2 separate regions of the Homo sapiens genome follow, and region 2 is linked to region 1. Evidence: chromatin loops called from intact Hi-C (ENCODE). Cell type or tissue: endothelial cell of umbilical vein. All regions are shown on one strand.

Region 1 (5,000 bases):
CGCCATCTCATGTTCCCAACCTAAGTGGCGATATTCCTCCTGTATTTTCTGTGGAAAACCAAGCAGATTCAGTGAAGAAGGAATTAATGAAGAAATCATTTCCAACTAATGCGAGCAGCCCTACTGATAAGAGCTGGCAGTATTCCAACAAGATGCAAACACTACTTTTATAACACACCACTAATTATTCTCAATAACATAACCATTCTTTAAAACGGGACAAACTGCAAAGAGCAAATAGACAGTTAAATTGACAGGATTAAGAAGTAACTTGGGCCTGAAAACTGCTATTGCTAAAAAGCAACATGTTGCTATTGATCCACCCTTATTTAAAGCATGCCCTCAAATTTCACATCACTCAAGCTCTCTCTGGCCAGTGTCAACAAGAGGCCTCCCTCAGTTCCAGAAAGACCAGCCAGATCTCACAGGGAGAAAATGTTAGGGAATCTGCCTTCTGCCCATCTCAAAGTTTACGACTTCCCTGGAACTCCAGCAGATATGACCTATTCAGGTCTTCACAGAAGAAAACAAAGCCGTACAATGCACACAGAAGCCAATGCAGGCTGGAAGCTGGATAGACTGTAGTATTCCTGCACTTCTGCCCAGAGGCAAGCTAACTTTTAGTTGGATTTTCAATAAATTACTAAAGAGATTTCTTTTTCTCCCAGTGTTACTAGATAACAAACACACTCACAAATTTAAGTTTTACAAAATGAATGAATGTATTCCACAAAACAAGGGAACTTGGAGGGGTCAAGGCAACTTTGTTGAAGGAATGCCCATCAGTCTCTCTAGATTTTGAACCTGGCTGGTGGTAAGACAAACTAAACAGAGCTTTTCCCCAAGAGACTGTTTAACCCCCGATGAAGAAAAACACAAGTATCCCCATGTGAAAAGTCTCCAGAGGTTTGAAATCAAATTAAGTGGATTTGTTAGTGAATTGTGATTTTTCTCCTTTATTAAGTTTAAAGGGCTGCAAATACAAACTCACTGGAAAAGAGTAGCGTGGAGGTGGTAAGGGCGATCAATCAGATATGTGCATTAGAGGGTAATTTCCCAAAGCCTCTTCTCTAGGCTCTAAAACTAGGATCAAAGGGGAGAGGCGACAGGCAATTTGGGGCAAAGGCTCCCCACCACCCTGGCCATGTGGCTGTCATTGCCTAATATTATAAAGGTCTTCCAGGAAAGCAACCGTCTCCTAAAACCAGCTTCTGAAAACAGCATACAGGAAGATACATGTCTCAGAAAGTATCAACGTCCTTTCCTTAGCTCCTTCCAGTTCAGAGGTCACTGGGCAGGCGTGGCTTTGGGATGAAGATAAAATGAACTGCTCAGCATTTATTGCTCATGGCGGAAGCAGGTTTTAACATGTTCTGTCCTTCTCTAGATCACAAAGAGCCGACTGTTTTTGATTTGTTAATTCTTTTTCATTCATGACACATTCCCACTATCAAAGTGTGGCCTATGAGTGCTTTATTCCTCAAAAAAAATAAAATAAAAATAAAAATCTAAAGCCAATATTGTTTTATTTCATTAATTTCCCCTCCCCTGCCCATGAGCTGGAGATACTCAAAGAGCTTCAGAATCCAGTTACTGGCAATTACAGATCATAATGGTTCTCTGCCTCTGCAGACAACAGAGGTGACCAAAGCTTCAGGCCAGTCTTACAATCACTCTCCCAGGCTTTCCATGGTTGCTAGGGCAACTAATAAAGAACACCGATTTCTCTCCCTCCCCGCAATGTAAGCCTCAGGGAGGTGGGTCAAGCTGAGGGAAAAAAAAAATACTACTACTGGGATAGGGAGGGAGCTGGTGGATGCTGTATATTTCTATGACTGCTTTAAAAATAACATGAGTTGTATCCATTCCCTCCCCCAACTTTCATTTTTCTGGCCCCACCCACTCAGCCTGGCAGGCAGCTGAACCCTCAGCCATCTGGCATCCTAGCTTTAATGACACATGCTCTAATTTACATTAAACCATTAGAGCTGTCCATTTCAGCAGGAAAGTTCCTGCACTGGGTTAAGGGCTGGGTTCCCAGACAGAAATTAGGCAGAGGGAGACCCCTGTGGGGAGAACTGAGCATAGCTCCGACTCAGACTCCCAGGCTCCAAGGGTCAAAGGCTTCACTCCCTTCGCTGTACTTGACAGGGGCTATCCAGACAGCAGACAAGCAACTCTGGGCATACACCAACAACCCCTAAGTCAGCGTAAGGACAATTATGTGCACAGCTAAGAAAAGGCAAGTGTAATTAAAACCCATGTCTTCGGACGGGCGCGGTGGCTCACGCCTGTAATCCCAGCACTTTTGGAGGCTGAGGTGGGAGGATCACCTGAGATCAGGAGTTTGAGACCAGCCTGGGCAACATGTGAAACCCCATCTCTACTAAAAATACAAAAAAATTAGCTGGGTGTGGTAGCGCATGCCTGTAATCCCAGCTACTCAGGAGGCTGAGGCAGGAGAATTGCTTGAATCCAGAAAGAGGAGGTTGCAGTAAGCTGAGATTGTGCCATTGCACTCCAGCCTGGGTGACAGAGCGAGACTCTGTTTCAAAAAAAAAGAAAAACAAAACCAAAAAACCATGTCTTCGTTCAATTACAGTAAAACCTGACTCAGAATAATGAAGAACATTCTCCAAGTCAGAAAAAAAGTTTTACCACCTTTATGTCCAAATACACTCAATTCTACTACTGAAAACAGCACCAATTTAATTTTTATCAACAAGGCATGCTAACTAAAAACTAGAATGTAGGAAATTTTTTCTGAAGAGAGACTTTATTTTTAAAATTAGAACAGGACATGGGAATCTAACACTATCCAGCAACAGCAGAAGACTCTGGTCTAATATTTAGTCTTGGAGTAGGGGAGAAACAGCAGCAGCTGAGAGAAAGACAGGGTGACAGGAAAGACAGACAAAGGCGTTTTCATGAATTAATGCAATCTCATCTCATGTACTTTTAGGATACTATCTTGTTTTTTTTGAGACAAAGTTTTGCTTTTGTTGCCCAGGCTGGAGTGCAATGGCACCATCTCGGCTCACCGCAACCTCCACCTCCCGGGTTCAAGTGATTCTCCTGCCTCAGCCTCCCGAGTAGCTGGGATTACAGGCATGTGCCACCATGCCCGGCTAACTTTTGTATTTTTAGTAGAGACGGGATTTCTTCATGTTGGTCAGGCTGGTCTTGAACTCCTGACCTCAGCTCGCCTTGGCCTCCCAAAGTGCTAGGATTACAGGCGTGAGCCACTGCGCCCAGCCAGGATTACTACCATTAAGACCGAAAATTGGCTGGGCGCAGTGGCTCACGCCTGTAATCCCAACACTTTGGGAGGCCAAGGCAGGCGGATCACGAGGTCAGGAGATCGAGACCATCCTGGCTAACACGGTGAAAACCTATCTTTACTAAAAATGCAAAAAATTAGCTGGGCGTGGTGGCGGGCGCCTGTAGTCCCAGCTACTCCGGAGGCTGAGGCAGGAGAATGGCGTGAACCCAGGTGGTGGAGCCTGCAGTGAGCCGAGATCGTGCCACTGCACTCCAGCCTGGGGGACAGAGCAAGACTCTGTCTCAAAAAAAAAAAAAAAAAAAAAAAAAAAAAAAAAAGACTGAAAATTACAGCATGTTTTACACAAGTATAAGTGGGAACAGAACCTCCTGGTATTTTCCTTACAACCAGAAGTAATGTTTACATTAAACGTAAGAGTCTTTTAATAAATATAAGATTTGCTGGTCCCAGATGTCAAGGTAACATTAAAGAAACCCCTAATTTCTTCTAAGCTGTTGGTTTAGAAACTTACAAAAGCTTCTATCAGGAAACTGTATAGCCAGGAATACAGACCTTAAGAAGCTAATAATGTCAAGTGTGATAAGAAAGAAGTAAATTAACTTACCCTGAAGAGTTAAGGAAGGTCACTCTGAGAAAGGCCTTTGAACTGTGACTGGAGCCTAATGAAAAGATGGGAGTGAGGCTTGTGGGGTGGTGAGGGGCAGCGCCCAGCAGAAGGACCAGGAAGTGCAAAAGCTTGAAGGTGAGAGAACAGGACTTCCTTCAATTCAGTAGGAGGCTACTACTAAGAGGGGGAACCGGGTGAAGTGAGTCCCGCCTGGAGAACAAGTGAAGCAGGTGCCAGAGCATGGGTTATGTGGCCTTAGAGCCACATTAAGGGCTTAGGGCTGGGCGAGCCACGGTGCAACAACTAAATTCTTCTCATTTCAGGAGTCTGGTTTTACAGTACTTCCTATTCCTAGAAATCTGGATGGTGGGCTAAGTTCAAACATCTTATTTTAGTTTTGAGCAAATTCCTCAGTCCCTGCCATATTTAATTCTGTATGTCATTACTTATAAAGTACTAACTACAGTCATGCATTGCTTAAGGATGGGATTACGTTCTGAGAAATGCCTCATTAGGCAGTTCCATGGCTGTGTGAATATCAGAGTGTACTTACACAGACTTAGACAGTACAACATCCTACACACCCGGGCCATATGGTATAGCCTATTGCCCCTAGGCTACAATCTGTACAGCATACTACTGTACTGAATACTGTAGGCAACTGTAACATAATGGTACGTATTTGTGTGTCTAAACATAGAAAAGGTACAGTACTGTATAAACGATAAAAAGTGACACAACTGGATAGGGCACTGGCCATGAGTGGAGCATGCAGGACTGGAAGTTGCTCTGGGTTGAGTCAGTGAGTGAGTGGTGAGTGAATGTGAAGGCCTAGGACATTACTGAACACTTTGTAAACACAATACACTTATGCTACAATACATTTATTTTATTTAGTTATTTAGTTAGTGCTGGGATTACAGGCATGAGCCACTGTGCTTTAGTTATTTAGTTAGTGCTGGGATTACAGGCATGAGCCACTGTGCCTGGCCAGACTACACTAAATTTATTAAAAATATTTTTCTTTCATCAATAATAAATTAACCTTGGCTTACTGGAACTTTTTTACTTTATAAACTTTAAAAATTTTAAAAACTTTTAGACTATTTT
Region 2 (5,000 bases), 96 kb before region 1:
ATTTTTGTATTCTTTGTACAGATGGGGTCTTGTCATGTTGCCCAGGCTGGTCTTGAACTCCTGGGCTAAAGCAATCCTCCCACTTCGGTCTCCCAAAGTGCTGGGATTACAGGCTTGAGCCACTTTACCTAGCCCCAAACTTTTTAAAATTGGCTAATCGGGACTAAATATCATGAAAGAGTGCGACGTGGTCGGTTAAACAAGGACAACCCCGTTGTCCGTGTCTGAAGACCACTGCACATTTCCCAAAAGCAAATTTCGAAGTGGAGAATTTAGAAACCAACTTCCCAGATGAAGGATCCCACAGAGAAGTGAGTCCGTGGAAATGATAGAATCGCCCGGTTCCTTTCTCTAAACTCCGACTTCCTTTCCCCAAGGACATCCCAGGAGGGTTCAAACGCGCCCTCTCTAAGGCACTCTGCCAGGTCTCCTGATTTCCAGTTTCCGGGAGGTGAGGCCGGCTAGGGTGCCCCGAGGGCCTGCTCTAGAGAAAACCGCCCTCAGGTGAGGACGGCTTCCATTTCCGGGTCTGAAGATAAGGAACAGCTTATCTTCGGTCTCCGCCCTCCTGCCTGCAACCCTCACCCACTGACCACGCCGGCCAGTCCGCCGCGCCAGGGCTGCCCTTGGCCTGGTCCCCGGGTCTCGGTGGACCTTCGACCCGGGCCTCCCAGCTCTGGCCTCCTGCATCCACCCCGCCCCGACCTCAAGCTGCTTCCGGAATAGAATGAAATCCAGCTCGTTAAGCTTCGCGGGGAGGTGTGTCCACCCGCCCCGCGCCGACTCCGGCCGCACTGTCGCACTTCACTCGCACCAGCCAGTGGCCAAAGTGCTTGGGCACCTATTGCGCCAGGCCAGGAGCCGGAAGTCTTACCTCGCCCTCACCCCAACTCTTTGCCCCACGTTCCCGATAAGAACATGGAGGCTCGGAGAGATTAATTTGCCCACGTGCAAGCGGCAGCTAAGGGGCGGACGCGGAACTTGAACCGTGTCCCTCCTAAACCTGCCCCTTGTCCGCCGCAACGCGCCCTCGACGCGCACAAAACCCTCACTTTGCTACTGAGGAAAGTTATTCAATGGCCAGAGACACCCTGCGGCTTTTGAAAAGAGGTTTCAGGCTGACAAATATCCATATATACATATATATTTATATTTAAGCCTAAAACGACTCTTTGATCCCTCCCCTAAGACCTCCTTCCCGTCCGCCTAGGCCTCGGTATCCCCCACCAGGTATGAGAAGGAGGAGTCTTCATTCTTCCCAGGCGGGGAGACCACGCCTTCCCTGCCTCCTCCCTCCGCGGGGGGTCGCGTTGGAGGTCACCCCCGCCCCCTAGGCGCTGGGTTGGGAGTGACGCGGGGTGGGCTGGAGAGGTTTCCTGCCGTCTGGGAAGCGTAAACGGACCGCCCACCTGTCGGGCCTCGGCCGCCCGCACCTGCTTGTGAGAAGCCTGCGGCTGGGGCACCGCCCCCGGTCCCCGCCCGGGTCCGCGCATTGGGAGCACACTGGCCCTTTAAGAGCGCGGCGGCCGCGGCGCGCGGGGAGGAGGGCTGGGAGCGCCCGGAGCCGCGCTGAACTCGCCGGGGACGTCGGGCGCCCGCTCCTTGGCTGGCTCGCTTGCTCTCTCGCTCGCTCTCTCGGGTCGGCTCCCTGCGCCTCCTCCCGGGACTGCTTGGGGACCCGGGCCCGGTCGGGCGCGGCGGCGAGCAGAATCCCCGTGCAGGAGGCGCGCGCTCCGGGCAGCGCCCGGCCCCGGGCATGGACAGAGGGAGCTGGGCGCGCAGGGAGCGCCGCGGGACCGGGCGGCCGGAGCGCTGAGCCAGACAAAGGCTCCGGAGTTGCGCTTGCTCTCGGGAGCCGGGCCCCAGGCGCTGGGCGCCGAGGCTGCGGAACCTCGCCGGGGGCAGCTCCGGTCGGCCCCCTTTCCCGCCGGCTGGTTCCGAGCTCCCGGACCTGCCCTGCCCGCTTCTCCTCGGGCTTGGGAATTTGCCGAGGCGACCTAGGCGGCTCCGGCGGGGACCGGGAGCCCGAGGTCCGCGGCGCGCCTGCCGGGCCAGGAGCCAGGGAGCGTCGCAAGTTTCCAAGGCGCGTGCGAGGATCCGGCGTGCAGTGTTCCGAGCTGGGCTGGGCGCCGAGAGCATGGGCAGCGACCCGAGCGCGCCCGGACGGCCGGGCTGGACGGGCAGCCTCCTCGGCGACCGGGAGGAGGCGGCGCGGCCGCGACTGCTGCCGCTGCTCCTGGTGCTTCTGGGCTGCCTGGGCCTTGGCGTAGCGGCCGAAGACGCGGAGGTCCATGCCGAGGTAAGACCCCCGCCCTGCCCTTTGGCTGCGGGCTGGGGGCTTGGAGGGAGAGGCGCCACGTCCGCAGGCTGGGACTTGGAGGTGGAGGGAGCGGAGACGCGCCCCCTGTTCTGGGCCGTGGCGGGGAAGCAAGCGGACTTGGCAGTCTGCCCCTCCCCAGCTCGCCCTCTGCAGCGCACCTCTTCGCAAACCCTTGAGGGCGCAGGGCCTCGCTCTCCTCCCCGCTACTCCTACAGCCCTGTTCTGGGCACTGAGCCCCCACCCCGACCCCCTTACATTCAGCCTGTGTCCCGGGAGCCGCTTCCGCCGCCCCCAGCCCTTGCCTCCCCTCCTTCCTTCCCTCCAGGGCAGCCGATTCCTCGAGAGCCCGGCTGGCGCGCAGTGGCGCTCTTTGCGAGTGGGGAGGGGGCTGCTCTCGGGGACAGCCACAGGCGGAGCAAGAGCTGGGCGGCTGGGCAACTGCGCTCCTGCCCAGGTGGCCTCCCGTCTGGGTGATACCGAGCCGCGCACGGCGGGCCAGGATGGAGGCGGGGGGATGGGTGCAAACGGCTGAGGCAGCGGACTCGGGTTGCGGGGGCGCTTTGGCGACTTTCTGCGCTTTTGCGAGGAAGCCTAGGCACGCCCGGGCGGGGTCCTAAGGACGGACCCTGCCTCCCACAGCGCTTCCTCCCAACAGCGCCCCTACGTCGAAGCCCTGGATTCGAGAGGGTGGACCCCGCGCCTCTCTTCGCTAGGAGCCCGCTTGGCGTCCCTCCCGGGGCCCCGCTCTGGATGGGTCCCGCGGGTGACCAGGCGCGACATCCCGGCGTAGAGCCGAGTCCAGCCAGCGCCCCAGCTCCATGGTGTCTCCCGAGCGAGGACACCGAAGGCGCCAGCTTTCTTGCCCCAGAGCAAGAGCAGGGTCCACTCTTCCCCGACTTCTAAGACCTGCGCCCTGCCCCAGATAGGCGGGGAGAGGACTTGGGCGGGGAGTAGGGAGAAAGAACCACCCCGGAGCCGCTTCTGAACGGTGCTCAGGCCTTGGTGCCCTTGGGCTGCCCGGGCTGCGGGCCTGAGCGCCGTTTCTATTTGCAGCTCAGCTGGTGCTCCCTCCCTGGCCCACGGCGGCTTTCCCACCTCTCCGGGCTGCCTGGGAGATTTTTCCGATGGAAGCTTGCCCTTCCCCGCCCTACTTTAATAAAAGCATAGAGGAAGGGCAGGGAATTCCTCCTGGGCTCGAGTTACACCTCCCAGCCATTTCCCCACCTGCTCTGCCCTCCCTCCCTGGCCTGGCCAGGGAGAGCTGAAGGAGGAGCCAGGCCCTGGTGGGAGGCAGGATAGGAGCCCCGCCCCGACCCAGTCTGGCCACCCTCCCCCACCCCATTCACACAGGCAGGAGGAGCTTTAGGGGGCTCCTGTTGGTGAGGATTACCCCTCAGCCTGTGACCCAAGTACTGGGCGGAGAGTGCCATTTGGGCCCACCTGCCACTCTGGGCTGGAGTGCCAAAGAATTTCAAGTCACAGTCCCACCATTGAGTTTCTAATCTACTTAGGGATGGCGTCAATACATAGGAAGCAGTGATGGAATTCAATGGCCGTGCATTGCTAATGGCATCCTAGCTGGCCAGGAGCTCAGGGGTGCAGGGACCTGTAGTTGGAGGGGCTTCACTCTCTCTCTCTTCTGCTTTTCCAGTTCCATCTCACCCCTACCCCAACTCCCCAGCTCAGGGAGTGCCCACAGCTCGATGCCGCCAGGGAAGAAGCCATGGTTGCGTTATCACAAACCGTGCTCCTGATCTGGAGGTTGTGACTGTCCTGGAGCCCTACTCCTGGGGAAACACTTGGGTTGGACCTGGGCAGTGACTGGAAGAGACCCCGGAAGGTTTAAGGAGCCTTGAATGTTGGCAGCCATGCAGATAGAGGGCTAGAGACAGGTGGAGTGTCCCAGCTCCTACAGTTGGCTTTGGGTACAGGCTGCTTCTAGGGTCCCATCAGGTCTGGCCACATGTGGGCCCAAAGAGTCAAATGGCCTCAGCAGCCAGCCCATCTGCCGGGGGCTGTGGCCTCAGACTCCTGGGCCTGGCCTACACCCTGTGTTGAGCCTCCCTTCCTTGGAGAAGGCTGGCTCTCTCATCCTCACCCCAGCATCCACACAGCCTCAGGCCTCCAGTAGGGTCACAGCTGGGACCTTCTCGGAGCAGCTTGGCAGCTGAGCCAAGGCCAGCCTCTCTCCACTTCCTCTCTCCCCTCCCAGGGTGGAAGCCACAGGACTTTCACGAGGCTGAGACATCAAGGAGCCTGGCATGTGCTAGGAACTGACAAACACCTGCAACCTGCCAGGCCCTAGCCCACCACTGAGCTGCCACGTCCTATCCCACATTCTCCCTTGGATGTCCAATCCCAGTCTGTAGCCATTCCGGGCCAGATCCCCACCTGGCTGAGGTGCTCACTGTTGTTCCTGCCCTGCAGGGCTGAGAGTCTCCAGGCTCACCGGGGGAGCTCTTATCTCACCTGCCTCCCCCTACCCCCTCCTCCCAGGCACAATTCAGGTCCTCAGCCTGCTCTGTGGAGGTGACTCAGGCTGCCAGAGTTCACAGGGGTGGTGCCACCACCACCAAAACCGATCCACCCGCCTTTCCTCAACAGGCCCACGAGTATCTTCCTAGCCCCTACCCAGCCACTGAGTAGATGAGGCAGCGGGGGTGGGGGCGTTGGGAGGGGG

Evidence for each region. Peaks named below come from ENCODE experiments on the same cell type or tissue, not always from the same donor. Only the 100,000 strongest peaks of a DNase experiment are listed, where the experiment ranks them.
Region 2: it touches region 1 in a loop (9-fold over the local background); 109 of 110 quality-filtered maps call a loop at or near these places.

What each region holds. Positions count from the first base shown.
Region 1 is chr16:58,120,030-58,125,029 of GRCh38, forward strand. All of the region lies in intron 1 of CFAP20 (cilia and flagella associated protein 20), which reads right to left. Among named protein-coding and RNA genes, the nearest start is that of CFAP20, 6.9 kb to the right of the region's middle. In endothelial cell of umbilical vein, a CTCF peak has its summit at 2,066; DNase peaks (open chromatin) are centred at 482, 1,292, 1,972 and 4,042; H3K27ac peaks cover 616 bases.
Region 2 is chr16:58,024,214-58,029,213 of GRCh38, forward strand. MMP15 (matrix metallopeptidase 15) reads left to right here and starts at 1,541. Exons shown (of 10, transcript NM_002428.4): 1 at 1,541-2,299. The coding sequence starts at 2,138. RefSeq lists enhancers at 150-737, 738-1,323, 1,556-2,105, 2,656-3,205 and a silencer at 1,550-1,689. In endothelial cell of umbilical vein, no CTCF peak of the experiment used is centred here; DNase peaks (open chromatin) are centred at 1,678, 1,968, 2,038, 2,248 and 1 weaker place; H3K4me3 peaks cover 2,782 bases.